2 separate regions of the Homo sapiens genome follow, and region 2 is linked to region 1. Evidence: chromatin loops called from intact Hi-C (ENCODE). Cell type or tissue: MCF 10A. All regions are shown on one strand. Links, peaks and the distances in the headings refer to the core of each region. The heading gives the core; the rest is flanking DNA.

Region 1 (15,667 bases), core at 4,280-12,279:
GGGCAATGTGACTGGAGTGATGCAGCTACAAGCCAAGGAATGTCCAGTGCTACTAGAAGCTGGAAAAAGGAACAGACTCCTCTCTACAGGAACCTCCAGAGAGAGTGTGGCCCTGCTGACATCTTGATTTTGAACTTTTGAACTCCAGAACTGTGAAAGAATAAGTTTTTGTTGACTTAAGCCACCGATTGTGGTTAATTTGTTACAGCAGCCCTTGGAACCTAATGTACTAAGGTAGTTATAATTTTTAGTTATACTTTCTGATCAATTTCTACTTTATTGTATTGTTAATAAAAATACGGCTAGTAAGAGTTTTACTTTTTAAAATAATATTTGGAAAATAATGTAGCAAAAATGGTTTTTGCTTATGCAGTTACCCAACTATTTGCAGATCTTCATGTACAGGAGTTATTCTCACCTAGGGGCCTTTTTATGCCTACTGTTTCTTCTACTTGGAAAGCTTTCTCTTTTCTCTCCCCTCTTCCTAATTCATTCCCCTGACTAACCCTCTTTTACTTTTAGGACTCAATTTGGATACCACTTCCTCCAGCAAGACCTCTCTATACCCCTCTCAGTGGGTTAATTATTCCTACCCACTGCTCCTATAATGCCTGTGCTTCTCTAGTTTAACTGTTTCCATTCTTCATTATAGTGACCTTTGATGGACGTACATGCCTATACTCTTCACTAAACTGTTGGTTCTTTAGGGCAAAGACCATCTTATCCATCTTTCTATCCCAGTTCTTAATATACTTCCATGATTTATTGACCCGCCAGCTGATTCTTACTGAACACGAACTATGCCAGGAACTGTACGAAATGTACATGGGCAAGTAGTGTGTGCTCAATAAATGGTTGAAAAGCAAGGAATGAATGAAGCTATGCCATTTTTAAGTTGAACAAATTAAAATATATTGACATATCAAATGACCAAAACATGCAAATGAATATAAAACCAATTTACATTTTTCCTGGTTGTATTTTCTAAAGTGAGGCGGCATGCAAATCATGGTAGGTACCAAGGTAAGATACTCACACTACATCGCCTGCATAATGTCGAATTCGAAAATCTCGATCAAACTCCAGAATTTTGTCTGAGGCACAGAGCTAAGGAATCAAGAAGGATATTATTTTGAAAACAGACATTTTTGCTTTCCTAAAAATATATTCCAGCTTAATATGAAATGATGATAATATCACAAATTATGACATCACATTGTGTGGGGCTTGATTTAAAAATATGGCTTATGTATTATAAAGACTAAACTTTCACTAGAAATCCACACAGCTAGACTACATTTCCTGACCACTCTTACAGCTGGATATGGCCAAGTAACCAAGTTCTGGACAATGGAGGTAAAGTGTGGCTGTTCTAGGCCCAAACTGGTGAAAAGTGAATGATTCCCCTCTGTGCTTTCTTCTCTCCCCCAACTAGTTGGATGCAGAGGGTAGTCCCTAAGGCATGGAATAGTCAGAAGATAGAGGAAGTTTGGGTCCCTGAGAGAGACACAGACTTCTACTATCTTATGACACTTTAATCTTGGCTACAGGCTAGGCATGGTGGCTCAGGCCTGTAATCCCAGCACTTTGGGAGGCTGAGGCAGGCAGATTGCTTGAGACCAGTAGTTCAAGACCAGCCTGGGCAACATGGTGAAACCCCGTCTCTACTAAAAATACAAAAATTAGGCGTGGTGGTATGCATCTGTAGTCCCACCTAGTCGGGAGGCTGAGATGGGAGAATCACCTGACCATGGAAGGCAGAGACTGCAGTGAGCCAAGATTGGGCCACTGTACTCCAGCCTGGGCAATACAGCGAGACCCTGTCTCAAAAACCAAACCAAACCAAACAAAATTTAGCTACTATCTTCATGCAGTCCAGCCTACCCTGACTGATAGAGTTTCTTTCTCCTCCTTAAGGAGGACCATACTGAAGGAGGACTTAAGGAGGACCATACTGAAGGCTTACTAGTTGTTAGGCATACACATCTTATTCAGTCTTCAATGCTGACATATAAGGTACAACAATCTCTCTGTTACACACATGGAAACTGAGGTTCAAAGAGGTTAAGCAATTGGCCCAAGATCACATAGCTAGTAAGTGGTACCCCTGGAAAGGACTCCTGGAATCGAATGTAACATCTGTGCTCTCTTATGTACATGGAGGCCTGGCTCATCTGTCTGCTAAGCTGAGACTCCAGTTCAGGACTATCATTTCACAGAAGATAAAGCTTCTGCAGCTCCTTTTCTCCCTGAAGAGGAATAGTTTATGGGAAGGCAGTTTTTATATGGCTGTGGAGGTCTCTATGACTTTCTACAATCTTCCTTGTTACAGTAGCATCTAGACTTCTTTGTCTGCCCTGTTAAGAATCACTTGGAATCTTATAGTTTCTTAAGCAGACATCTAGGAGAGTCCACAAAAGTTTCCCTGGGGAGGCCAGGCGTGGTGGCTCACGTCTGTAATCCCAGCACTTTGGGAAGCTGAGGCGGGCGGATTCCGAGGTCAGGAGATTGAGACCATCCTGGCTAACACAGTGAAACCCTGTCTCTATGAAAAAAATACAAAAAATTAGCCGGGCGTGGTGGCAGACGCCTGTAGTCCCAGCTACTCGGGAGGCTGAGGCGGGAGAATAGCATGAACCTGGGAGGCAGAGCTTGTAGTGAGCCGAGATCATGCCACTGCACTCCAGCCTGGGCGACAAGAGCAAGACTCTGTCTCAATAAATAAATAAATAAATAAATAAATTTTCCTAGGGAAATATACAAAAACCACTTAGGTTCTAATGTTCGATAACAAATAATCTCAACCTGAAAGGTGTATTCTATTAATTTGACAAGTGAATAATTACAGGAAATTAGAGTCAGACCTCCACGGTTCAAATCTTGCCTCTACCATCTACTCACTCTGACTTCTTTAATAATTACTTATCTCAGAGAGTTGTTCTGAGGATTAAATGAACTATTGAGAACAAAGCATCTACCATACAGAGAGGTCTCCAAAATACTTAGTTCCCCTTTTCTGCTCTCTCTCTTATTAACCCCTTTTACAAACTGTTTTATTTATAAAACCCCTTAAGGAAAAGGACCCAAGAGATGTCTACACTAATGGAACATTCTTACATTTGGATACTGCAAAGTTGCAACTGATCTGAACACAGGAGGTTTTAGATTTTTCTTTATTTTTTTTGGTAATAGCAGTTATGTATTTATCATTTAACTTTTTATATTAATAATTTAAATAATAATTTTATGCTTTATTGGATTATTTGCCTGTCTCTCCATGGTAACTTTAATACGGAAGAAGCAATGTAGTCCCTAAATGAAATAACTGTCACAAGACAGAAACCTCTAATTTAACATGCCAATAAGTCTAGCTAATCAGTAACCCGTAGCAAATGATGATATCCAGCTCAACACACAGAATAGCATGTGTAATAAACAGTTCACAGTGATTAAAATATTTTGATAGTTTGATCATTTCTTTTCTTCATTAGGTAAAAATCCCAAAGAAGAAGACATTTAAAAAATCTCTATCTCAAAGAAATAAAAGGTATTCAAACTGGAAAACAGAAGTCAAATAATTCCTGTTCACTGATAACATGATCTAATACCTAGAAAACCCTAAAGACTTCCAAAAGACTCCTAGACTTGATAAGCAACTTCAGTAAAGTTTCAGGATATAAAATCAATGTACAAAAATAAATAAGCATTTCTATACACGACTGATAACACTGAAGCTAAGAACCAAATCAAGAACTCAATCCCATTTACAATATCCACAAACACTCACACAAAAGAAAACCCTAGGAATATATTTAAACAGGGAAGTGAAAGATCTCTACAAGGAGAACTACAAAACACTGACAAAAGAAGTCATAGATGACACAAAAAAATGAAAAAACATACAATGCTCATGGATTGGAAGAATTAATGTCATTAAAATGCCCATACTGACCAAAGCAATCTAAAAATTCAATGCATTTCCTATCAAATTACCAATGTCATTTTTCACAGAATTAGAAAAACAATCCTAAAGTTCATATAGAACCAAAAAACAGCCCAAATAGCCAAAGCAATTCTAAGCAAAAAGAACAAAACCAGAGGCATCACATTACCCTGTCTTCAAAATTATACTACAAGGCTATTGTAACCAAGACAGCATGGCACTGTTACAAAAATAGACATATAGATCAATGGGACACAACAGAGAGCCCAGAAATAAAGCTGTATACCTACAATCAACTGATCTTTGACAAAGTTGACAAAAATAAACAATGGAGAAAGCATACGCTATTCACTAAGTGGTACTGGGAAAAATAGCTAGCCATATACAGCAGAATGAAATTGGACCCCTGTCTCTCACCATACCCAAAAACTAACTTAAGATGAATTCAAGACTTAAATATAAAACCTGAAGCTATAAAAATCCTAGAAGAAAACCTAGGAAAAACTCTTCTGGACATTGGCCTAGGCAAAGAATTTATGACCAAGACCTCAAAAACAAATGTGACAAAAACAAATGAGACTTAATTAAACTAAAAAGGTTCTGCCCAGCAAAAGAAATAACCAACAGAGTAAACAAACAACCTACACAATCAGAGAAAATATCTGTAAATTATGCCTCCAACAAAGAACTAATATTCAGAATCTACAAGGAACTCAAATAACTAAATAACAAAAAAATCACATAACCCCATTAAAAAGTAGGCAAAGAACATGAACAGGTATTTTTCAAAAGAAGAAATACAAACAGCCAACAAACATTTGAAAAAATGTTCAACATCACTAATCATCAGAGAAATATAAATTGAAACCACAATAAGATATCGTCTTATACCAGTCAGAATGGCTATTACTAAAAATGTCAAAAACAGATGGCATGGATGTGGAGAAAAGGAAATGCTTATACATTGTTGGTGGGAATGTAAATTAATACAACTTCTATGGGAAACAGTATGGAGACTTCTCAAAGAATGTAAACATTTCTTTTAAATGGTAGTTCTAAAAATAGAACTACCATTTGATCTAGCAATTCCACTACCAGGTATAACGAAAAGATATTTGTACTCGTATGTTTACCATAACATTATTCACAATAGCAAAGTCATGGAAACAATCAATCTAAGTGTCTATCGACAAATGATTGGATAGAAAGAAAATGTGATATACATATATATAATGGAATACTATGCAGCCATAAAAAAGAATGAAACCATGTCCTTTGCAGCAACAGGGGTAGAGCTGGAGGCCATTATACTAGGTGAAATAATGTACATTTTCGCTTGTAAGTGGTAGCTAAACAATGCATATGCATGAACACAAAGATGGAAATAAGACACTGGGGACTCCAAAAGCAGGGGGTGAGAGTTGAAAAATTACATATTGGGTACAATGTTCACTATCTGGGTGATAGGTAAGCTAGAGGCCCAAAGTTTACCTTTATGCAATATATCCACGTAACAAACCTGAACATGTACACCTCCCAGATCTAAAATAATAAAAATAAATAAATAAACAAATAAATAATCACTACCTCAGCACTTGTCTTAGGGATACCAAAAGAAAGAGCCACTTGGTCTGAAAGTTGGGAAACCTGGGCTCCCATAAATTTGAAAAAGAAAAAGAAAATCCTCTCCACAGACAAATTACTATTTAGCATTTCATGTCAAATCAGTAGCAAATACTGATGTGGTATGTACAGTTACTCTTACAAATGACATGGCTGGGCGTGGTGGCTCATGCCTGTAATCCCAGCACTTGTGGAGACCCATGTGGGCAGATGAACTGAGGTCAGGAGTTCAAGACCATCCTGGCCAACATGGTGAAACTCCGTCTCTACAAAAACACAAAAATTAGCTGGGCATGATGGCAGGTGCCTGTAATCCCAGCTACTTGGGAGGCTGAGGCAGGAGAATTGCTTGAACTCGGGAGGCGGAGGTTGCAGTGAGCCAAGATTGCACCATGCACTCTAGCCTGGGCAACAGAGTGAGACTCCATCTCAAAAGAAAAAAAAAAAAAAGGAATGATATTATATTTCAAAATATTTGGTTGACACATTTAATTCAGGTATATAAATGGCCAAGGTAGAAGATATCAAAATGAGGTGGATTTGATTTCTCATGTGAGACTCATAGCTAATTTAAATGAAAATTTAAATAAGATTTATTTGACATGATTGGGAACAATTCAATTCAACTTTACAAACACTGATTAAATGTCTACCATCTGGTAGGCACCGTGCTAAGTGAGTCTCCAAACCTGAACTGTGATTATAAAGGGCATTTATAAACTTTCCCTCAAAGATAGGACATTTGCCCATGTAATCATGCCATCTTTAAAAGCATCACTCTAAATTATTTAGGTGACTTCTAACTTTGCCCAGTACTCTGTCCCCAGCACCTAGGATTGCACCTGGAAGATGAGAAGCACTTATTAGGTATTTGTGGTGTAAATAGGGAATGACTGAAGCAGTACCTCTAACCCAAAACCCTAACATGAAAGAGCAGACTGTAGTATCTGAAAGCCAATTTGTAGTAGGGTTACTATCAATCCTCAGTAACAGACCAAGGAGAATATTTTAGAAAAAACTGGCCTAAAATAAATGTCAGCTAGTAATCTATTTCTTGACGATTTGGGCTTTAGCTAGTTAATTGTGGAATTTCTCTGTTCTGATTACATAATTTCAAAGGAGATAAGTTAGAAAATAGACTTTATTCACACTAAAAAATGGCAGTGTCAGAGATTTACATGGAACTCTGGAGAGGCAGAAATGTTTGCCCCCTTTTTCTATGGATGTGAAGGAGCAAGGGCCTGTTTTCCCTTTAGCATATGGTTACTAGACAAGACTATGGGTAGGGAAGTCTCAGGGGCGATGATGATGTGTTCCTCTTCTAACACAAATTTCTTGAACAAATATTAATAGCAAACATATTCCATGCAAATGGAATATTCCATGCAAATGATATGTCCATATCAGCACAAAGGTCTGATAAGCACAATTGTCACCAATTACTACAGATATGTGATCTGTTTATCACTTTTTTAGATCCTGAAAAATGGAGAGTTAAAAGGATACCCATTTATTTAATGAATAAGTTTCTCTGTAATAACTAGAATTACAACTAGAATCTCTCTGTTTTCAAGGAAGTCATATGATCTGAAGAAGTACAGCAGAGTGCACAACACATTTTGTTACTGAGGATTACAGTAAAAAGTCAAGGACAAAAGCTATTTTCCATGCCAGAATTATCAGATGCAGGAGTAAAATTCTAGCACATGAGCAAGGACTCTACATCTATTGGTTACAAATGACATCATGCTTTCTAAAGAATCATGCTCATTTTTCCTGTTTCTACCAAATTGCATAGTCTGGAGCTCCCTCTCCTGGATTAACATGATTTTATCAATTTCTTCATACTATAAACCAGAGAGGCAGAATTTATCCACAGCAACAAATCATTTAATGAATGTTTATGACTTTTCTTTCTTATTAAAGGGGACATTCTTTTATCCCAACATATAAAGTCGTTGAACTCCATCAAACAATAAGGAGAACCTCACAGATAAAAGGAAGAAGGTGTCATTAAACACATTACCTTTCGGCTGGAAAAATGGGCGTGTTTGCCCAATTTACTGTTAAGTGCTTCAAGAAACATTTCATCGGTGACTTTGCCGACATTCATGCAAGCATCATCAAGGATTGCAATGATCCCTTTGTGCTGTTGCTCCACGAGGTCAACAATGATCTGATTGTTGAAGTAGTCAATCTGTAGGACACAGCAAGGAGGGAATTCTGAAGAGAACAGTGACCAGGCCAGGTTAAACCCTGATGCTCCCATTTGTATCAGGAGTTCAGGTAAAACTACTTTGGTGTCAAATGTGTGAATAACATTAAAGAGGTCTTACGCTAAAAAGAGTACACATTCTAACAGAGGTTTATTTTTAAATTTCTTTGTTAACTTTCTATCATGAAATACACCGTCTGAGATTAGTACAGCCCAAGGCAAAGATAATAAGGTAGACACCATTTCTCCCATTACAAACTCATTTTAATCCTGCCTCCAGATCCCACACCCAACCCTACTCCTTCATACCAATCTGCCTGCCATTAACTGTAAGGTCCACCTTCCACAAAGGGCCAACAAATAACCTTAAAGTATTATCTGATATACTACTTCATAATAAAGTTAAGGTACTACACAAAACTTGCAATTTTATAAAAGTAGGGTACAAGTTAAATGTTTAGTTCTAGAAATTTTGTGCAATATGTTCATAACGATGGCTGCAGTTGCCACAAAGTGCCTCGTTTACCTTTAAATACTGTTAATGTGTCACGCATGCAGATGGAAGGGGTGGAACTGTGCACTAAAGTGGGGGCTTTAACTGTAGTGTTTGGCAGAGTTGCCTTCTACCTGCCAGTTCAAAAGTTCTGTTTTCATGCAGAATATATATACTAAAAAATTTCAGTCTTTTAAACAGCCTTACTCTGATTCAGCCTCTTCAGATACTCTTGTGCTGTGCAGTAGTGGCTCTATGTGTAAATGCCATGCACTGAGGGTACACAAAAATATCAACATTATGTGTACAGGATAATGCCTCATCCCAATCAGATGTCCATTTGTCATTGTGTTTGTTAACAACCCTTTATCTCTTAGTGTTAAATAAACTCCACTTAAAACGGAAAAAAAAAAAAAAGAACTTGCATTTTTAGTTACATGACCCTGAATGACTAAAATCCAAAAGAGCATTTCTTTTGGTTTCCCCAAAGTTAAAAAGCTTCAATAGAATTTTGAACAATTTGAAAAAATTCAGTAGAATTTTTACATTTTTCTAGGCATAATATAAAGAATTTAATTCTGAGAAATAAATATCTATAAAAGATAAGAAAAAGCTTTTCCTTTACTTCCACAAGGTGAATGAAGTTATAAATAACTTCTGGCTTTTCAGCAACTATACATGTACAAGGTTTGTCCAACAATCCTCTGCCACACCTGTTTATTCTGACAGCCTGCAATGTACCTATCACTACACACAGAAGGCACACAAAGAAAGGCCAACTCAGGCAAGCTGCACATCTCAAAGAGGGGCAGCTTATGATCACACAGTTTAATCTTGCTATGTCCCATCTTACGCAGGAGTTACCTAAACTGATTGCTGTCTCCATTACCTTCTATAAGGTCTATATACTCATAATAGACCATTCAAGTGACTCATGTATTCCCATTTCATGCTTTAAAATCCAAGGTTTTATGCCAGTTATTTGTACATGGCTTTTAGCTCCATTTCTAGTCTTGCATGTTCTCTTCTGTATCTTATGGACTGAAACCTGTAAACTGGGTAGTTTTTACTTTGTTTTTTATACTTTTCTGATCTGTCTAAACTAAAGTTTCTCAAATAGGGGAATAGGGGGAATTTTGCTCACCAGGGGACATTTGGCAATATCAGGAGACATTTCTAGTCAAAATGGGGTAGGGGTGCTACTGTCATTTGGTGGGTAGAGGCCAGGGGTGCTGCTAAACATCCTACAATGCATAGAACAGCCTCCACAACAAAGAACTATCTGGCACAAAATCTCAGTAGTACTGAGGTGAAGCAGTGTAGGTCTAAATATTTACTTTCATTATGGGCATTTATTACATTTCTAATTAGGGAGAAAAGTTATTTCCATCTTTGGAAAAAAAATCCTAAAAATACTCAAAAAGCAGGAGCTCTATATTAATAGTTGACATCTTAGACTTCGGGACTGTGAAATTAAAGACGAAGTCTTTTGTCCCAGGGACTAAAGAATTACCTTCCCTAAAATCCCAATTATATTATTAAAAGCTATTGGTCTCTGCTAGTAACTTTCAGTTTGTAAGTTTAATACTGCTTCAAACATTGCTTAAACCAGTAGTTTTCAAACTAAGTTCTTCCAGCAACTTGGCATTCCCGTAAGGTTTCCTAAGGGATACCAGGAGCCAGAAGACTTGTGATGGGGTAGCTTAGGGACATGGGGCTCTGGCCTTTCATACCCACTCCAGATAAAACAGCTTTGTGCTTGAGTATCAAGTTCTCAATAGTTAAAATGATTTGCAAACTACAGCATCGAAAGCTTTTAAAAGTGAATGTACCAGATAACCAGACATTATGAACCTCCTGGTGGAAGTTCACACACAGTCTATGAAATGGGCTGTGGAAAAAAACTGACTCTGAATCCAGTCAAGACTCTAGATCTAACAACCAATATACAGGACATACAAGAAACAGAGAAACATATTAAATGGCACCTGAGGAATGCAATTAGCAAAATCCAGACTGTGGGGAACTCCATAACAAATGACTCATTCTCTTCAACACAAGATTGCAAAGAGAGATCATTCAAGGAAAAAAAGAAACATGGAGAAAATCTATAGATATGCAAGAGACCTATCAATCAATCATAATGTAAGAAACTTATTTGGATCCAAATTTAACCTGCAAAACAACAACCAGAAGACAATTAAGGAAATATGAAACATGTATACTGACTGGATATTTTATGATATTAAGGAATTTTTGTTAATGTTTTAGGTATGATAATGGCATTGTGATTATGGTTTTTGTAAAACTCTCTTAGAGAAATACATGGAAATATTTACTGAATAGATACCCAATTGAATAGATGAAATAATGTGATATCTGAAATTTGCTTCAAAATAATCTGGGAGTAGGTGGGTATAGTACAGATGGCATAAGACTGGCAATCAACTGGTACGTGTTAAAGCCAGGTGATGGGTATATAGGGTTTACTGTACTATAGTCTGTCTTCTTAATGTGTGTTTAAAATTTTCCATAATAAAAAATCTTTTAAAAAGAATCACTATGTTTAGAAGTTTGGGGTTTTACCCAGAATAGAGATTCTAATTGTGGGGGGATCTGCCATGTAGTAAGTAACTGTTACCTTGGAGTTAGCCTTCTGCTCCCTCTAGGACAAATAGTTCTTGGTTTATTTAGCGAAAATTTTTTGCATTTTGGGATTCTTAATTCTTTTTGAGATGTTTGGAACAGTCCACTGCATTACTTACCCTGTTGTCAATTATGTCTGTGAAATTTGATATTCTGATTGTGAAAGGATATTTTTGACTAGTACCTTGGAATCACATTTGAATAACAAGTTTTATGATTAAATTTGGTATTAAAAATCCAAGCTTCAGTTATACCGTGTATTATATTATACAACAGTTTCATTCTTAGAAAGCTTCATATACACTTAATTGAACTGAATTAAATTTTAATTGTATTAGGAGAGTTCATTATTTAAGTCAAACTATAGATAATTCTTATATAAAATAGCCCTTTGGTTTATATGCAGATAGGTAAAATTTATGCCAATATACCTGAGCAACTGTTTTATGGTATTCTAACGTTTAACACATGATGGAAGGCAGATACAATTTTGAGGCGGGAAAGCTATTTGTTATATCACTGTCTCTTTATTTCAGAATGAGAGGAAATAGAAAATAGGTAGGAAGGAAGATAAAAGTCATTTAAATATAGTATTTCAAATATTTTTTTGCTGCTATTATATTGGATAACAAAAAACAAATACTGGCTTCATTTCTATTCTCTGGCAAGAGGATGAACAATCATATAAACTCAAACTACAGAAACTTAAAAGTTTTTGTATTTTTCAAGTTTATTCTCAAAATTGCTTAAAAATACAAACTTACAAGAAAAATTACTATGTCTCATTTCTATCATAAACAGAAGGTCTTATCACAGGAAATTTAAAAACCAAACAAGTCATGCCTTTTAGCTTTGATCTCTGTGGTTTGCACTGTGCACCCATTATACTTTCCAGCTATATCTTACCAGATTAGTTTGCCTCTGACAAATACAAAAGTTCCCAAAGATTGATTAGAGTAGAGGTGATAATTGAAGTGTAATACACAAGAAAATGCAAAGTAAAACAAGTATTTTAATGTGTAGGTTTCAGAGAATATAAACAACATTAACTGAAGACAATAAAATACCATATAGTCTACAAAGTAGAAGAGGAGAAAAAGGAGGAAAAAGGGAAGAAGAAACTAGATTCTGAAGCAAAGTTCAGCCAATTTAAGGTATAACTTAATAAAGTATGCTAAACCTAACAGACAGATATAAACCAGTAAGTCCACGTGGTAGCAGCCATAAAGTGAAAACAGGTTTACTGGTTCTAACTCAGGATGTTCTGGGCATCAACAAGGCAGTCTATCAAATTATAGCAATCCCACCTAAAAATGATGAAATTAATTGTATTTACATATCCCAAAAAGGAAAGCTAAGGTTCAGATGTTTCAAATACCCCCAAAAGATCAAGAAATACCTAAAATAAAATTTGACATTATCAATAATATGAGAAACACATGAAGGCATTTTCCATAAGAGTCCACTCACATGTTTCCAGGGGATCCCTTCCCGCTGGTATTCCTCTTGTTCTTGCTTCAGAACCAGCTGAATAAATAGCTGCTGCAGTTTCTCATTGCAGTAATTGATACAGAATTGTTCAAAACTACAAGAAAAGGAATAAATTAAGTTTCAACAAATAGAAAACAGGCAACAAGGTTTTAAGTATCTTTTCCAGTTTACCTGTTGTTGTCAAAGATTTCAAAGCCATAGATATCCAAGACACCAATAACAGTGTTTTTCCCATGGATTGTGGTGTCATAGTTCTTGACCTCAATAATATCATTGATGCGAGTAACGATCCAACAAAAAAGGCGCTCATATATTGCCTGCAAGGAAAATAGCATCATAAATGCTTGCCAATTTGGGAATGAGTCCTCTGTTTGGATTTGTGATCAGTTTTAAATTCCTGTCCACCTTCTCACTGTTTAGCATAGCCATTACTGGCCTCAGCAGAACAAATGAAAATGTAGACTGTCCATTTAAAAAAACCCAAACTACCTGATGTATGCAAAACTAAAGTAAATAGCTTGTATTTTTAAAAGATTATTACCGGTCATTATACCAATTCCAACGACACTCTCCAGGCATGTTTCCCTGCCCGGCTATATCAATAGTTTGCCTGATCCCTTGAATAAGCCAGTTCATTGCTTTATTATTAATTTCATCAACTATAAAGAGTTGAGAGCTAGTGAGTTAATATCTATGATCCACTAAAGCTATATGAATTCTAAAAAATATAAATATTGATTTCTAATGCTAAATGAAGATCTGAGCCAAAGATCAAGGGTTGAAATTCCCTGAGAATCGAACACACATCCAATGCACAAGAACACACACACTAAGCCACACATGGACAAAGGTGCCACACGCTAACACACATTCACATCCCGATACACATGTGCTCTGCAACGTCACATCGTTAGAAAACCTTCCTTAACGTCTCCTGCCAGCTACCCACTCTCTTCACCCATATCCATTACCTCCCCTTTACTCTTCAATCCACTCCAGTCTCCACTTACATCCTATTACTCCATTGAAATGGCTCATCAAAGACTCCCAGCACCTCTACATAGATACTTCTCGTACCTCATATGGACATCTTGCTCTGTCGCTCAGCATCACTCAACCTAGGTTTTCACTGCCTTCTTGGAACACTCTTCTCTCTGGATTTCGGATAATAGCCTTTCTGAATTTTACTCTTTGTTCACTGGATGTTCCTTTTTGGTGACCTTTGGTAGAGTCTCCTCTTCTACCTGACTTGTAAAAGTTGGAGTTCTTCCTGGTCCTCTTCTCTTCACTCTCTAGCACCTTCTAAATCATCTCACCCAGGATTAAATAATACAAATATAATATGACTCCCAAAAGTATTATCCAAATCCAGACTCAGAGAACAGTCTCTGAGCTCCTGACTCAAGAGCTTGACTGTCTACCTGACACTGACTCTTCAATGGCTCACAGCCATCTCAAACTCAAAGGACTCTTGATCTTTCCTCTTCCAACAACTGTTCCTATCCTACTTTTAGCCACAAATAAATAGCACCACTTAGAAATTCACTGATTTATTCAACAAATATTTGCTGAATACTTATTATATATAGTTTGTTAGAGATACAGGTCTAGGCAAACACAAACATAGTCTCAATGTCCAAGAAACTTAGGGAATAGAGTGAAGGAAAAAATTATTCTCTCTGTCTCTCTCACTTGCCCCCCACCTCGCAGATAAACATCCACACTAAAGGAGAGGTACATGGGGTCTTAGGGAAATTTAATCTATGCAGTGCTCAGGAAGGTTAGGGAAGGCCTCTCTGGGAAAGTGATACTTGAGACCAGAAGGATGAGTAAGAGGTAGCCAAGCAAGAGAGGAGAGAAGAGCAGTCCAAGCAGAGGGAACAGATGTGCACAGGCCCTGTGACTGGAAGGAGAAAGGGATCAGGATAATCTGTGAGGACTGAGAGAAGACTAATGTGCTGGGCTGAAGAAAGGGGGGCTGGGTATAGTATAAAATGAGGTGGGAGAGGTGGGCTGGAGCCAGACCATGTTAAAGTATTATTCTTGCTTCTCTCATTCTCCACATAATAGGTCCTATGGATTTTATTTTCTCAACACAGTCCATTTCAAATCATCCTCCTCTCCCCATTTGTACTTTCACTTTTCTGATTCAAGCTGCCCTCATCTCTTTCCTGGATTAACAAAATATCCCCTTAATTGACCTCTTTGCTTCCATTCTTACTCTAGCCCCCATAACATTCTCCATACTAAGGCCAGAGTGATCATTTTAAAAATGCAAACTTGCCAGGTGCAGTGGCTCATGCCTGTAATCCCAACACTCTGGGAAGCTGAGGTGGGCAGATCACCTGAGGTCAGGAGTTTGAGACCAGCCTGGCCAACATGATGAGACCCCATCTCTACTAAAAATACAAAAATTAGCCAGGCATGGTGGCGGGTGCCTGTAATCCTAGCTACTCAGGAGGCTGAGGCAGGAGAATTGCTTGAACCCGGGAGGTGGAGGTTGCAGTGAGCTGAGATCATACCATTGCACTCCAGCCTGGGTGACAGAGAGACACCGTCTCAAAAAAAAAAGAAAAAAAAAAAAAGACAAAAAAACGGCCGGGTGCGGTGGCTCACACCTAATCCCAGCACTTTGGGAGGCCGAGGAGGGTGGATCACAAGGTCAGGAGATGGAGACCATCCTGGCTAACATGGTGAAACCCTGTCTCTACTAAAAATATAAAAAATTAGCTGGGCGTGGTGGCGGTCGCCTGTAGTTCCAGCTACTTGGGAGGCTGAGGCAGGAGAATGGCATGAACCCGGAAGGCAGAGCTTGCAGTGAGCTGAGATTGTGCCACTGCACTCCAGCTTGGGCAACAAAGCGAGACTCCATCTCAAAAAAAAAAAAAGGCAAACTTGATGTCATTGCCCCTCCTTAAAGTCCTCCCTATTGCTCTCCATTGCACTTAGGAAAAATTCAAATTCCCCCAAAACTAAAAACCAAGCCTAAGACTTACAAGAGTAAAAAATGAAATAGACAGTAAACTAATCAACCAGCAAAACAACAACAACGAAAGTTAGACGTGAGAAAATACAACGCTTGCCACACAGATAACAAAGGGTTAAAGTTTATGATATGCTAAGAACACTTAGAAATTGACAATAAAAAGATAACAGCTCCAAAGAAAAATGCACAAAAGATATACCCAGGCAATTCTTAGAATATGTTAAAATACTCTACAAAAATATGATAAGATGCTCAAATATACTAGTAATG
Region 2 (15,667 bases), core at 2,762-10,761, 150 kb before region 1:
CCCAGGCAAAAACTCTTGCATTCATTAGTACTGGTATCCAAATTAAGAGTAACAAATTAAAATTCCTTTAATTTTCTATACTTTGCTATAAATATTAGCAGGAAAATAAGCTTGCTTATTTGAGTTATAGACATTTATTGCAGAGATGCCTTCTTTATGTCTTTTCCTTACATTCTAAACTTTTTTTTTTTTTTTTTTTTTTGAGACAGAGTCTCCTTCTGTTGCCCAGGTTGGAGTGAAGTGGCGGGATCTTGGCTCACAGCAAGCTCCGCCTCCCAGGTTCACGCCATTCTCCTGCCTCAGCCTCCTGAGTAGCTGGGACTACAGGTGCCCGCCACCAAGCCCAGCTAATTTTTTGTATTTTTAGTAGAGACGGGGTTTCACTGTGTTACCCAGGATGGTCTCGATCTGCTGACCTCGTGATCCGCCCGCCTCAGCCTCCCAAAGTGCTGGGATTACAGGCGTGAGCCACTGCGCCTGGCCACATTCTAAACTTTTTAAAATTTTTCTTAGCTTTACATTTATTTGGCAGATGGAAAGGAATTTTCAAAAGTCTATGCATTTATTATTATTTTTGGTAATTACTTTCTTATTTTTTCCCCACAAATGACCATTAAGTATTATTTTACTTACAGCATGTAAAAGCATTTAATGATAGAAAATATTTAAAGATCTACTTTGATCTAGAATGTAAGGTGTAATAACATAAAATAAATGGTCTGTGCAGCCCACCTCTAAAATTATGCTCTATACATTTATCAGCCAAAATGAATACAATAGAATTAGATATGTGGACATCTGATTCCAAATATGTGTTTGTTGAGAGAAAGAGAAGCCACGTCTAAACTGAAAAAAAAAAACATACTAATAAGGAATACTTGATTAATTTTAGGAACTCAGGAAATGTCTTTTAGGAAGAAAAAGTAACTACACTTGTATCATTTCTTAGTCACTGATTTTGATGAGTGGTCTTCTCCCAGCATCAGGTGGGGTTGGGGAGGTGAAGGCAGCATGCCACAAAGAGAGCACTTGACTTTGGAGAGATACACCCACCCAAATACTCCATGACCCCTTATGGGAAGAGAAATCCAATCTCTGAAACAACTCCAATAAATAACCAGACAAAATCACTCCCCTGCTTAAAATTATCCATTCACTGGTCCCCATCACTCTCAGGACCTGCTCTCTGTTTATATTTATTATATCATTGTTCACCCCCCTGCCCCAGGTATCATCAGGGCTTACTATGAAGTTCTCAGATTATGCCATGTTCCATCATGACTCCATGTTTCTGCAGTGGTCACTGCCTCTCTCAGGAATTCTTGTAGTCTTCATGGACTTGCAAACCATCCCAAATCTGCCTTCTAATTTGCTTATGGTCATAGTGGACACACAAACTGATTATACTTGGGGTAAATGAGAAGCTATGACGAGAAGAATATAAAGTAATTTGTCTATCTTTTGGATTTAATTGCATTTGGATCGACAGTGGAATAAAAATCACCATTTAGGGAAATCTCTCATTGTTGGTTCAGCTGGAGGCTGGAAAAGTAGAGGATCATTCCTAACCTTGAAAGTAAGCTGGGATGCTAATTTTACCTTCTGCGAAACAGATGATTTAAGTTGTCCTTATGGAGAAAAATAGCTCAATACATTAAAATTGGCACAAAACAAGCTCAGTGATAATTACGATTAAAGATTTCATAGATTTAAAACGTGTCTTAGTTACAAAAATCAAACTTTACCTCTTGAAATGATTCACCAGCACTCCAACAAGTTCTCCAATTCGACTCTCATGGGTTGGCTGTTTGCTGAAGAGGCAGACAATGAGGTCTTTGTTGTCTTTCGTATGGAACACTACAAGTTGGTCCTTTCCATTGGAGACACTCAGACCAGTCAACTGCAAAGAGAAAATGCATGGAAAACTATTTGGATCATTCTCAAAAGAATGAATTAAAAAATACATTTTGGAGCTGGGCATGGTGGCATGTGCCTGTAGTCCCAGCTACTTGGGAGGCTGATACAGGATGATCATTTGAGCCCTGGAGTTTGAATCCAGCCTGGACAACATAACGAGACACCATCCCTAAAAACAACAAAACACGTCATACATTTTCTAAGGGTTTTGCTCAGTGACCCCCTGACTTTAATCTTCTATCAGTTTCACGGAACAAGCAGATGGAAGGAAATAATAAAGAGCAGAAATGAACAAAATTTGAAATAGAAAAACAATACAGAAAAATTAATGAAACAGGGATGGTTCTTTCAGAAGATCAATAAAATTGATAAACCTCTAGCCCAAAACAAAAAAAGAAGGAAGAACTTATTGCCAATATCAGGAATGGAAGAGGGGCCATCTCTATAGACCACACAGACATTAAAAGGATAATATTAAAATATTTGGACCAATTCTATACAAAAACTTATTCAACAACTTAGTTAAAACCAAATAATTCTGGCAGGGTGCAGTGGCTCACACCTGTAATCCTAGCACTTTGGGAGGCCAAGGCGGGCGGATTGCCTGAGCTCAGGAGTTCGAGACCAGCCTTGGCAACATGGTGAAACCCCATCTCTACTGAAATACAAAAAAAAAAACACACAAAAAAACATTAGCCGGGCATGGAGGCGTGCGCCTGTAGTCCCAGCTACTTGGGGGGCTGAGGCAGGAGAACTGTTTGAACCCAGGAGGCAGAGGTTGCCGTGAGCTGAGATCATGCCACTGTACTCCACTCCAGCCTGGTGACAGAGTGAGACTCCATCTCAACAACAACAACAAATAATTATTTAAGAGTCACAAAATACTAAAACTCTCCAAGAAGAAATAACTTGAATAATTCTGTATCTGTTGAAGAAATTAGATTTATATTTAAAAACATTTTGAAAAAGAAAATTCTAGTCCCAGATGATTTCAATAGTGAATTCCACCAAACATTTAAAGAAGAAATAACACCAATTCACCATATTTCTTCTAGAAAATAGGAGAGAAGGGAACACTTCCTAACTCACTTTGAAGCTGGCATTATTCTGATATCAAAAATAAACACAACAGTACAAGAAAACTACAAACTGATATCCTTCATCAACACGGATGTAAAAATGGATGTCAAGAAAATATTAGCAAATTAAATCCAACAATACATAAAAATGATAATACAACATGACCAAGTGGAGTTTATCTAAGAAATGCAAGGCTAGTTAGGTATTCAAAAATTAATCAAGGTAATGACAGAATAAAATGACAGGATAACAAAGAAAATCCACAGATTGTATCAAGTGACACAGAAAAAGTACTTGACAAAATTCAACATCTATCCATGATAAAAATTTCTCAGCAAACCAGGATTATAAGGGAACTTAACCTGATAAAATGACATATACAACATGCCACAGCTAACATCATACTTGGTGAAGAAGGACTGAATGTTTTCCCTTAAGATCGGGAGCAATGCAAGGATTTCCACTGTCACTGCAGCTATGCAACATTATACTGGAAGCCCTAGCCAGTGCAGTAAGGCAGGTTAAATAAATTAAAAAGCGGCTGGGTGTGGTGGCTCACGCCTGTAATCCCAGCACTTTGGGAGGCTGAGGTGGGTGGATCACTTGAGGTCAGGGGTTCGAGACCAGCCTGACCAATATGGTGAAACCCTGTATCTACTAAAAATACAAAAATTAGCCAGGTGTGGTGGCAGGCGCCTGTAATCCCAGCTACTCAGGAGGCTGAGGCAGGAGAATCGTGTGAACCCGGGAGGCGGAGGTTGCAGTGAGTTGAGATCGCGTCACTGCACTTCAGCCTGGGCAACAGAGCGAGACTCCATCTCAAAGAAAAAAAAAATTAAAAAGCATACAGATTGAAAAGGAAGAAACACATGTCTCTGTTTTCAGATTACATGATTGCCTACATAGAAAATGCCAAGGATCCACAAAATAGCTCCCAGAACTAATAAGCGCATCTAGTAAGGTCAAAGGATACAAGGCTGACATACAAAAATATTTCTATATTAGCAATGAAAAATTTGAAACAAAAATTGAAAAACAAAACCATCTATAACAACTCCAAAAACAAAAATACTTAGATATAAATCTAACAAAACATCTATCTGTAGGACCTACATGTTGAAAACTACAAAATGTTGAACAAGTTAAATTAAAAGGCTGATGAAAGGAATAAAAGAAAACCTAAATAAATGAAGGAAAATAATATCCTCATGGACTAGAAAACCCAAATTCTTAAGATACCAATTTTTCCCATATTAATCTATAGATTTAATGAAATCCCAACCAAAATCCCAGCAAGATTTTTTGTAGGTATCAACAAGCAGATTCTGAAATATGTATGGAAAAGCAAAAGAACTAGAATAGCCATAACAGTTTTGTAAATGAAGAATAAAGTTGGAGGGCTCATAGAGGCTGATTTTAATGCTTAGTATAAAGCTAGGTTAATCAAGACAATAATTTAGAAAGGAAAAAAAAAACATAGATCAGAAACAGACTCACGTGAATATGGCCAATAATTTTTTCACCAGGGTGCAAAGACAGCTCAATGAAGAAAGGATAATGTGGGCATCTGGATAACTTGGAACATTTGGACACCCCCATGCAAACGGAAATAAAAGTCTACCTAAATCTCACATCTCGTAAACAATTCAGAGTGCACTATAAGATCGAAATGCAAAATGTAAAACTAGAAAACTTTTAGGAGAAAACATAGAAGAAAATCTTTGTGACCTTGGGCTGGCAAATATTTCTTAGAAATGATACCAAAAGCACAATCCATAAAGCAAAAAAATTGATAAATTGAACTTGATCAAATTTAAAACTTTTGCTCTAAGGAAGACACTGGTGGGAGAGTGAAAAGACTAGCCACAGACTGGTAGAAAATATTTGCAAAAATGTATCTGATAAAGGACTTGTATTTAGAATCTATAAAGAGCTCTTAAAACTTGATAGTAAACAACTCAATTAAAAATGATGGATAAAAGATTTGAAATCACTTCACCAAAGAAGGCATAGGGGTGAATAAGCACATGAAAGGGTGCTCAACATCAGCAGCCATTAGGGAAATGCAAACTAAAACTGCAATGGGAACCACTGCAAACCCATCAGAATGGCTAAAATAACAAAACAGCCTACAACAACAAAAGAGTGATAATACTAAATGCTGGTGAGGACACAGAACAAGTGGGACTCACATGCATCATTGGTGAAAATACAAAATGTAAAATGTTACAGCCACTGTGGAAACAGTGGTTGTTAACTCAAAAAATTAAATGGAAAATTACCACATGAGCCAGCAATCTCACTCCTAGGCACATATCCTAGAGAAATAAAAACTTAGCTTCACATGAAAATTTATACATGAATGTTTACAGCAGCTCTACTAATAATTGACAAAAGCTGGAAACGACCCAAATATCCAGCAGCATGTGCACGGATAAACAAACTGTGGTACATTTAAATAATGGAACGCTACTCAGCAATGAACAAACTAATGATACAGATTACTGACATGCAACAACATAGATAAATCTCACAGGCATTATGGTTGAATGAAAGCAGCCAGTCTCAAAAGGTTACAGCCTGTGTGACGCCATTTATATGATATTCTCTAGAAGATAAAAGGATAAGGATGGACAACAGATCAGTAGCTGCCAGGGTTTGGGGTTATGAGGAGTCCGATACAAGGGAGTTTTTGGGGTATGGAACTACTCTGTATCCTGACTGTGGCAGTGGTTACACAAATTTACGCCCATACTAAGACTCAAGAGACCTGTACACCACCACCCATGCACGTAAATTATATTCATTGCCTATAAATTTAAAAAATTGCACACCCTGGCTGTTTTGATCTCTAGATATTCTACTTTGGTCAATAAAGCAGAAGTCAGAGTGATTTCCTCATTCTGTGGTCTGTTCTTCTATTGCATAAAATACCGAAGTGCCACCTCCTGGCTACCACAGGTGCTATCAGCCAGGCGGGCAGGCAGCATGAACAAGGCAACCACTGGGGGATGGCGCAGTGCCACACGGCCTGTGGTAGGGACAGACGTGCAGAAGATGCTGAGAATGTGATCCCTGTTCTTGGGGGATTCACAATCCAGTTGGATCAGAGGAAGAGGTAAGTATTAAATAACTGAAGAAAAACACCTTAACAATTTACAGATTTGCAGTGTCACTTAGTTCCATGCCTATGTTTTACAGATAGAAATTGAGACTGAAGGAGTTCAGCCCGTCTGCAGGCCCGGGAACTAGAACTCAGACCTGCAGACTGATGGGGACTCATGTTCTTTCCATCACACCAGGTTTTTCAAGTATCATGTATAAATGAACATAGAATATTTATATATTCTATAAATAAGTATTCCCATGAATACATTTTCATAGGAGGTGAGTTCTTGGGTTGATTTTAAAGAATGCCAGGGTCAGGGCTTAATGGAGAGAAGGGAAAATATTAAAGAAATTGGAAATCATTCACCAACCAATGTGGATCGTGGGCTTTCTGAGGCCATTGGTAAGAGAATATAGCAAACTCTCTGCCACTTACATGTACTGGATCCAGATGATTTTTATATGATTAAATTAAAAATATCATTTTCATTTTAAAAAAACATTTTATGTCTATCACGCTTCACTCTCATTTCATTATTTTATATGTGAAATTCAAAATTGAATTGATGTAGCACTTCACAGGAGAGCTTGATTAAAGCCTAAAGAAATGAGAATGGTAACAGCAGTAACTCTGCCAGCATATCCCAGGAGCATTAGCTGCAGGGGTTCAGGGAAAAGAGACAGATTCGGCAAAGAACGCTGAAACCACAGGGATAGAGGATCCCTTCCTAGGTGCTACCTGGACCAGAGGACAGGAGCCAATGACTCTGCTCTCGGCCACAACCCCCTCTCAGCGGGTGGGCTTCTCTCCCTCCCCTTCTCTCTCCCTTGCTGTCTAGGTGGCTTTATCTGCTGTGGATGGGAATTCTTCATGTGTACGCCCAGGCCTAGTGGTGTGTCAGTCTCAGAAGAAATGAGGGAAAACAGTACTTAAGTTGCTCTGCTACACAAATAATGAAAGATTAAGTCCCTATTGTTGCCAAAGCAGGACAAACAGCACCCAGAACGTCCCCTTTAGTTCTGGAAGAAAGGATGGTAAGTGGGGATTAGTGTACTAAGGATGACCTGGGTGTTAATCCCAATTCAGCCATGTGATCTTGAGTGACTCATTTAATTTATTGGGGCATCTGTCTCCTTTTCTGCAAAATAAGGATAACATCAGGTGCCTTGTCTACCTTGCAGGGTTGTGGTAAGGATCAAATAGTAGCAACTCTGGAGTACAAAAAGTAAATAAGCAAAAAAACCCTCTGTCTTCGAGGGTCTTACACTCTAAGTGAAAATAAGTCAGCAAAACTTTATCACTGAAAATATAATTTTAAAACCTTACAACACCATGCAAATGGAAGGTATTTTGTGAAACACCTCAGCTGGGGAAGGGGTCACTACCTCATTGCATTTGGGCAGCCATAACACATAGATGCGTTTCTCCGAACAAAAGGGAAACTCCTTATCAAGGCTCCCCCTGCCCCTGTTGCTTCCTTATTTCTCCTAATCTATGAGATTTCTATGCTATGATAAATCTAAGCCTTCCCCTTCTTTGGCCTTGAAGATTTGAACAGGGCAAAAAGAGTCTCTGATTGCAACCCATTTCAATTCTCCCAGCCTCTCCTTACTAAGAAGGACCAAACAGTGAACACAACTAGATAGGTAAAGAGCTGAGCAGTTCTGGAAGAGGAGGCCGGCCTGAGAAATCAGAGCAGATGTCCTCTCCTCCTCTGCAATGGAATGAGCGCTAGAGAGCAGAGCTCACTATACAAGAAAATCTCTAATCCATATTCTCATTTACGAAATCAGCGCAAAACAGACCGATATTAGAAAGAGAAATAATTCGAAAAGACAAATATGATAAATTACATACACAATGGAAGCAGTAACTGAATAGATACTTTAGAAAATTAAAGAATAATAGAAGAAAACATCCCAGTCTTTAGACAGAAAGGAATCACAGGTACCAGCCAAACTTAGAGGATCTTCTGGATGTGTAGCCCAGAGAAGTTTTAGACCTGTAGAATAAAGGAAAAAATCTTCAAGTACCTAGGCATACAAAAATAAGTTATCTACACAGGAAAATAAAATTCAGGTTTATATCCTTTTTTAAAACAGAAAACTTGGCCAAGTGTGGTGGCTTACACCAGTAACCTCGACACTTTGGGAGGCCAAGACGGGAGGATCACTTGAGGTCAGGAGTTTGAGACTGGCCTGGCCAACACGGTGAAACCCCGTCTCTACTAAAAATACAAAAATTAGCTGGTTGTGGTGGAGGGTGCCTATAGTCCCAGCTAATCAGGAGGCTGGGGCAGGAGAATCACTTGTATCTGGGAGGCAGAGGTTGCAGTGAGCCGAGATCATGCCACTGCCCTCCAGCCTGGGCACTGAAGCGAGACTCCGTCTCAAAAACAAAAAGAAAACTCTATTAATTTTGTCACAATTCACAGGAGGAGATAAGTAAATCCATTTTATTCTTGATATCAATTAGGAAAGATCAGCTCAAATATTTAACAGTAATCATTAAGATGAAAAAGGATGTGTAAGGTTCTAACCAGTAGTAAAAAGAGAATAAATAAAACTTGACCAATGCAGCAACAGAAAAAAGAATGAAATAGCGTGGGAGCATAAAAAATAGAAAGCATTTAAATAACACGATTGAATTTAAGAAAAGTTTTTTTGCCAGTTGCTGTAAGAAATGTGAACAGGATACAACTCCTTTATTGGAGGACGAGGGGTTATAGATTTAAGCAAAAAACAAAAATATACCCTGTTTATAAAATTAATTAAGATAAAAGTAGAAGTTTATGAATGAGAACAACATACATAATAAATTAAAGAGCTGGTTCTTTGAACAGACCAAACCCTTGGCAGAGTCTCACCAAGGAAAAAACAGGCAAAACCGCAAATATTTAACATTAGGAATGAGAAAGGGATTTAAGAAAGGGTGTGTTGACTTTCAAAATTATAAGAGGCCAAGAGCAGTTGCTCAAGCCTCTAATCCCAGCACTTTGGGAGACTGAGACAGGAGGATCACTTGAGGCCGGGAGTTCATGACCAGCCTGGGCAACATAGCAAAAACCCCAGCTAAAAAAAAAATTAGCTGGAGCTGGATGTGGTGGTGCGTGCCTGTAGTCCCAGCTACTCAGGAGGCTGAGGCAGGAGGATTGCTTGAGCCTAGGAGTTTGAGGTTACAGTGAGCTGATCACGCCACTGCACTCCAGCCTGGGTGACAGAGTGAGACCCATCTCAAAAAAAAAAAAACAAAAAAAAAAAAAAAAGAAGAAGAAGAAATTAGAAGAGAAAAACTTTTGTAATTGTAATTTCATATTAATGAAATGCATATTTTTTTTTAAAGATGTGGTCTAGCTGTCTTGCCCAGGCTGGAGTGCAGTGGCACGATCTCGGCTCACTGCAGCCTCTACCTCCCAGGCTCAAGCAATCTTCCCACCCCAGCCTCCCATGCAGCTGGGACCACAGGAGCACGTCACCACACCCGGCTAGTTTTTGTATTTTCAGTAGAGACAGGGTTTTGTCATGTTGCCCAGGCTGTCATGAATTCCTAAGCTCAAGTGATCCTCCCACCTTGGCCTCCCAAAGTGCTGGGATTACAGGTGTAAGCCACTGCACCAGGCCTGAAATGCATGATTTTATAGGAAAATATAAATTAGTAAAATTGACTTAAAGAAAGATAAAACAATTAATTTCTATTTATAACTAGCAAAAAGTTTTTTTTTAGATTATCAGAAAAATACTCTTCTAGTTCTTACTAGGCACAGGTTATGTTATAGGCCCAGGTAATTTCTATCATACTTAAATGCTCTACAATATGGAAAAAGAGAAAAATCATACTGACTCATTTTATTTATCCTGCTAGCAAAACCTGCTGAATCTCTCTCTCATACACAAAAACAAACACACCCAGAAATCAATGTAACGTACAAATACAGATGCAAAATCCAAAATAATTAACAAACTGGATGCAACAAGATAAACACCATGACCATGAGCGTATATTCACAAGGGTAAGGGTGGTTCACTAGTAAGAAATACCTCAATATAGGCCAGGTGCAGTGGCTCACGCCTGTAATCCCAGCACTTTTGGAGGCCGAGGTGGGCAGATCACGAGGTCAGGAGATCAAGATCATCCTAGCCAACATGGTGAAACTCTGTCTCTACTAAAAATACAAAAATTAGCTGTGCGTGGTGGTGCGTGCCTGTAATCCCAGCTACTCGGGGGGCTGAGGCAGGAGAATCGCATGAACCAGGAAGGCAGAGATTGCAGTGAGCCGAAATAGTGCCACTGCACTCCAGCACTCCAGCACTCCAGCCTGGGCGACAGAGCAAGATTCCATCTCAAAAAAAAAAAAAAAAAAAAAAAAAGAAATACCTCAATATAACTCAGTTTATTTATTAATAGTTCACATTTATGTATTATCCGTGTGCTTGTCCAACCAGAATGATCTCCTTGGGGTCAGGCTCGCTGGCTTTCACTTTTTTCAGCCAAGTATGAAGTTTTGCATTTGTATTGTTTTTATTTTACAGTATACCATGGTATATAAAACAATACTTCATTTTACAGTAAGATGGTAAATACTCAAATGTATTTATTGCTATTTCATCACTATAATAATGTTTTAATTTTTTTTTTTTTTTTTTTTTTAACTCTGGAGCATCTTTGTTCCAAACTTCCTCCCAGTAGCAGCTGTTCCACAATCTTCTGTCCTGGAGAATCTCTCCTCTTCTTTGGTTACTGCTCTCTACATACACCTCTAAGGGACTTCATTCTTGGTATTCCCCCCACCTCCCTGCCCTTCCATGCCCCCGCCCCCCACACCCCGTCCAAAGCTATGCCTGACACACAAAGAACTTTCATGAAATTGTAGCGGTCACTTAATTTCTGCAGGTGTTTGCTCGTATTTTGACACAGACACTTGGGTTTTTGGATGTACTATTCAACTTCTGTTCTTTGATTAGACTGCAGAGATAATGCTTATGTTCTTTTGATCTCAATTAACAAATTGATTTGGCTGCTCTTTGATGGAGAACATTCTGTTCATTCTGTTTTCCATTCAGAAACTTGGGAGACAGTTTGCTCTGGCTTTTTGCAGGACACCTGGTGACTTTCTTTTCACCTTTCTCTGTTCTGTTCATCTGTCTCTCCTAATCTCCCTCCTTCTCCCTTCCCAGTCCCCCACATCTTGTTCCCTCCTTACTCCTCAACTAGCTATAACTCAGGAAGCTCAGCTGTGTGGGCTCATCATGGAAATGGTGGAAGCTGTGGCATAACTGAGAGTTTATCCCTTTATAAGCAAGCATCTCTTGAAAGCAACAACTTGCTTGAGCCCAGAGCCCTCATGCAAGCAGGCTGATGGTCTTGAGGTGCCATGCCGTGAGGCAGCCAAACCTCTCAGAGGGGTCGTGTGCAGGTGCTCTGGTCAGCAGTCCTGGCTTGAGCTCTGCCAGCCGGGGCCAGACAAGTGAGTGTATGAGGGCTCCAGTGATTCCAACTCTCACTCACCAAGTAACCCCCACCTTCGAATCTTCCTAATGGAGGCCCTAGACATTGTGGAGCAGAGGCATGCTGGCCTCACAGTGCCTCTTTCAAATTCTTTACCAACAGAATCCAAGAACATAATAAAGTAGCGGTCGTTTCATTCCACTAAGTCTGGGGTGGATTGTTACACAGCAATAGTAATTGGAATAAAAATTTGGAACAGGAGTAGGGTGCTCCTATAACATAATCCCAGATAGTTGGCACTGGCTTTGGGAAGTAGGTGGAAGCTGGAAAGGTTCTGAGAGACTGTTGGGGGAATCATGGCAGGCCTTCAAGAGGAGGTCAGTGAGGGCCTGAGGAAAACAGGGAAAAGACTACTTCGAGCCAGAGGAAAGCGGACCTTTGTTAAGGAGAAAATTTGACAACACTGTTGCCTATGGGAAGGCAGAAAATAGAAAATGTACGTAACAAATGTGATGATCTAGATAAGGAGATTTCTAGACAGAATACTGAAAGTGCCATCTGGCTTCTTCTTGCTGTCTATGAAAAAAATGTGAGAGGAGAGAGAGGACCTTAATAAAGAATGGTTCTGCTCTCATGTAAAATTTAGAGGAAACATAAAGAAGCCTGCAATTGCTAGGCTTGAAAATAAAACTGTTTCTTATTCCCAGCTTCTCCAGATGGCAAATGATTCTCAAATTAAGAAATGGTTTCAGGGCAACGGATCAAACCCAGAGTGGGATTGTAAAATCCTTTGTTAAAACCTTAGAAAGATCGAAGGCATCCATAGTATCTTCCAGACAGACTAAACGAGGCTCTAAAGATCTTTAGGGCATGCCTTACAAATTCTATCCGATAAACAACAGGGCTCCTGAATCTTAAGGGTCTTGTCCCACAATAGCTCACGAGGAGCCCAAGGTATGGGAGAGTTTATTTTGCAGAGATTTGTGGGCGTGTTTTTTGTCTAATGGAGTGATTATAAATTGATACACAGTGAAACCATCAAAATTTCAAAGGACTGGACTGAAAGCAACATAGACATGGCAAAATGCAAAGAGGCTCTGGACCTGTGGACAGGAAGCAGCTAAGAAAGCTACTTAGTTGCAAACACAGATGGTCAGTGAGTGTTTTGTGCCCCTCATTCCCCTCCTCTTTGAACAGAAATGTCTGTGGTAGGTATCCCACCCCTAGATCATCACTGCATGTTGGGTATGCGGGGCAGGTAACTTTTCCTTTTAGTTGGTCTTCAGATTGCAGGAACTCTACTTAAGGAACTGTGCCTGGATTGAATTAGATGAGATCCTGGCCCTTGACCTTAAACCTGGTATTATAAGGAGATGAGACTTTTGGGACATCTTGGGAGTGGGTAAGCACATTCTAGTTTATTTTACTTCATTTTTTTGAGTCAGGGTCTCACTCTGTTGCCCAGGCTGGAGTGCAGTGGTGCAATGATGGCTCAAACCTTGAGCTCCTGGGCTCAAGCAGTCCTCTGCCTCAGCCTCCCAAGTAGCTGGGACTACAGGCATGTACCACCACATCTGACTAATTAAAAACTTTTTTTTTTTTTTTTTGGTAGAAATGAGGTCTTGCTGTGTTGCCCAGACTGGTCTTGAATTCCAGGCCTCAAGTGGTCCTCCTGCCTTGGCGTCCTTAAAGTGTTGGGATTACAGGTGTAACCACAGTGGTTGGCTGGTAAGTGCATTTTAAGTAAGAGTAACAAAAATAATTTTTAATCAGCGGGTAGAAAGTGGAGGATTTAAAACAAGTTTGCAAAATTTTTGCCACTCCTCCCATAGAAAGATAGAGGTCTATATCCTCACCCCTTCAATCTAGGCTTACTATATGACTGGCTTTTGACGAATAAAATGCAACAGAATTGGGGCTGTGTGACTTCTGAGGCCTGCTCATAAAAGGCAATGCAGCTTCTGCCTCGTTTAATGGGACACTCATGTTTTGAGCACTAAGTCAGCTCATAAGAAGTCCAACTACCAGCCAGTCGTGGTGGCTCATGCCTGTAATCCCAGCATATTGGGTGGATCACCTGAGGCCAGGTGTTCAAGACCAGGCTGGCCAACATGGCCATTTCTATTAAAAATACAAAAATTAGCTGGGCATGGTGGCGCATGCCTGTAGTTCCAGCTATTCTGGAGGCTGAGGCACGAGAATTGTTGAACCTGGGAGGCGGAGGTTGCATTGAGCTGAGATCACGCCACTGTACTCTAGCCTGGGCAATAGAGTAGACTGTCTCAAAAAAAGTTAATAAAAAAAATAAAGAAGGCTGACTACCTTGAGGCCACCATGTTGTGAGGAAGCCAAGCATCTCCAAAAGGCCTCATAAGGCTCTCCGGTCAGCAGTTTCAGTCTCCGAGTCCTCCCCACTGAGGTGTCAGTCACCTCAGTGAACATGCCTTCAAATGATTCCAGCCCCAGCCCTTAAATCACCCCTAGTCTTTAAGTCTTCCCAGCTAAGGCCTCAGATACTGCAGAGCAGAGAGAAGCCACCTGCTTTGCTCTTTTTTTTGAGACGGAGTTTCGCTGTTGTCTGTTGTTGGCCTGGGCTGGAGTGCAATGGCATGATCTCAGCTCACTGCAACCTCTGCCTCCTGGGTTCCAGCAATCCTCCTGCCTCAGCCTCCTAAGCAGCTGAGATTACAGGCACCCGCCACCATGCCCGGGTAATTTTTATATTTTTAGTAGATATGGGGTTTCACCATGTTGGCCAGGCTGGTCTCGAACTCTTAGCCTCAGGTGATCCACCCGCTTCAGCCTCCCAAAGTGCTGGGATTACAGGCATGAGCCACTGCTCGCGGCCCACCTATTCTGAATCACTGACCCAAGAACATATGACAGTAACAGAGAGAAACCTTAATTTTGTAAATGCATCATAGAAAGAATACATTGTTTGGGATAACTAAGAATTAATTCCTTTATAAACAGACAGTCACTTTCAAAAATTTTTTGTTATTATTTTAACACATCAGATAAACAGTAAAAATACCATATTTATAAATATTTTCCCACTTCATGAAACAGAATAAAATTCTTTTCCTTTCTTAGGGATTCAAAGTTGTTATGGTGAATGTTAATTAGTAAGTATGCTTTAAAACAGATGCATCTTCAGGGCTACTAGGCTCTCTGTGACTGCACGCCTGGATCACATGATCCAAACATCATACCAGTATGTGTGAGCCACATGCTGTTTTAATGGTAAAACAAAACCTATTTCTACAAAACATGAGCTTTGAGCAGTAATGAAAAACTGTCTTGAAACCAGTATAATCGACTTTATTCCCAAGTGCTTGTTGTGAGCCTAGTACTATTGATCAACATTATTCAGGTCAAGGAAAATAATTGTAATCAACTGATTAAAAGGGCTAAGTTTATATCATTGATTGACAAGGGCTTTCAACCCTTGATTTTAACAGCTTGATGAAAGCCACTCAGCAAAACTCTTCAGTAAGTTTCCAACACCAATTCACCTCACTGCACTGAATAAATAAAACATCTCCATATCAAACTTCAATTTCTTCCCAATATTCCACATCCTGACAGGGATCAAGGGCACCATCAAGAAGAACATTTACAACCCACATAATGTTCTCATCACAGTGGATTTGGTACTTAACAAAATTAAATACAAATTCCTCTAGAGAGTGACACACAGGAAGCTGGGCCTCCCATAGCTGCCTCTGTTAATTAATTAATTAATTCTTTTTTTTTTTTTGAGACGGAATCTTGCTCTGTTGCCCAGGCCAGAGTACAATGGCATGATCTCAGCTCACTGCAACCTCCGACTCCCGGGTTTCAGTGATTCTCCTGCCTCAGCCTCCCGAGTAGCTGGGATTACAGGCGACTGCCACCATGCCTGGCTAATTTTTGTATTTTTAGTAGAGACAAGGTTTCACCATGTTGGCCAGGCTGGTCTCAAACTCCAGACTTCAAGTGGTTCACCTGCTTCGGCCTCCCAAAGTGCTGGGATTACAGGCGTGAGTCACTGTGCCTCGCAACTCCTCCATTAATTTAAATGCTTGGTGAATTTTTCCTTTTGTTGCAAGAATCTTGTCTTCTTTTTGTTAAAAT

What was found. Peaks named below come from ENCODE experiments on the same cell type or tissue, not always from the same donor. Only the 100,000 strongest peaks of a DNase experiment are listed, where the experiment ranks them.
Region 2: a loop joins it to region 1, with 3 times the contacts of the local background. A loop is called at or near these places in 7 of 110 quality-filtered maps.

What each region holds. Positions count from the first base shown.
Region 1 is chr17:32,747,900-32,763,566 of GRCh38, forward strand. MYO1D (myosin ID) reads right to left here. Exons shown (of 22, transcript NM_015194.3): 9 at 12,583-12,728; 10 at 12,391-12,505; 11 at 7,593-7,763; 12 at 1,037-1,107. Among named protein-coding and RNA genes, the nearest start is that of MYO1D-DT, 120 kb to the right of the region's middle. In MCF 10A, for the core only: a CTCF peak has its summit at 7,387 (motif pointing left); a DNase peak (open chromatin) is centred at 7,352.
Region 2 is chr17:32,603,342-32,619,008 of GRCh38, forward strand. It overlaps MYO1D (myosin ID), which reads right to left. Exons shown (of 22, transcript NM_015194.3): 21 at 1,746-1,900. Among named protein-coding and RNA genes, the nearest start is that of CDK5R1, 120 kb to the left of the region's middle. In MCF 10A, for the core only: a CTCF peak has its summit at 5,975 (motif pointing left); a DNase peak (open chromatin) is centred at 5,970.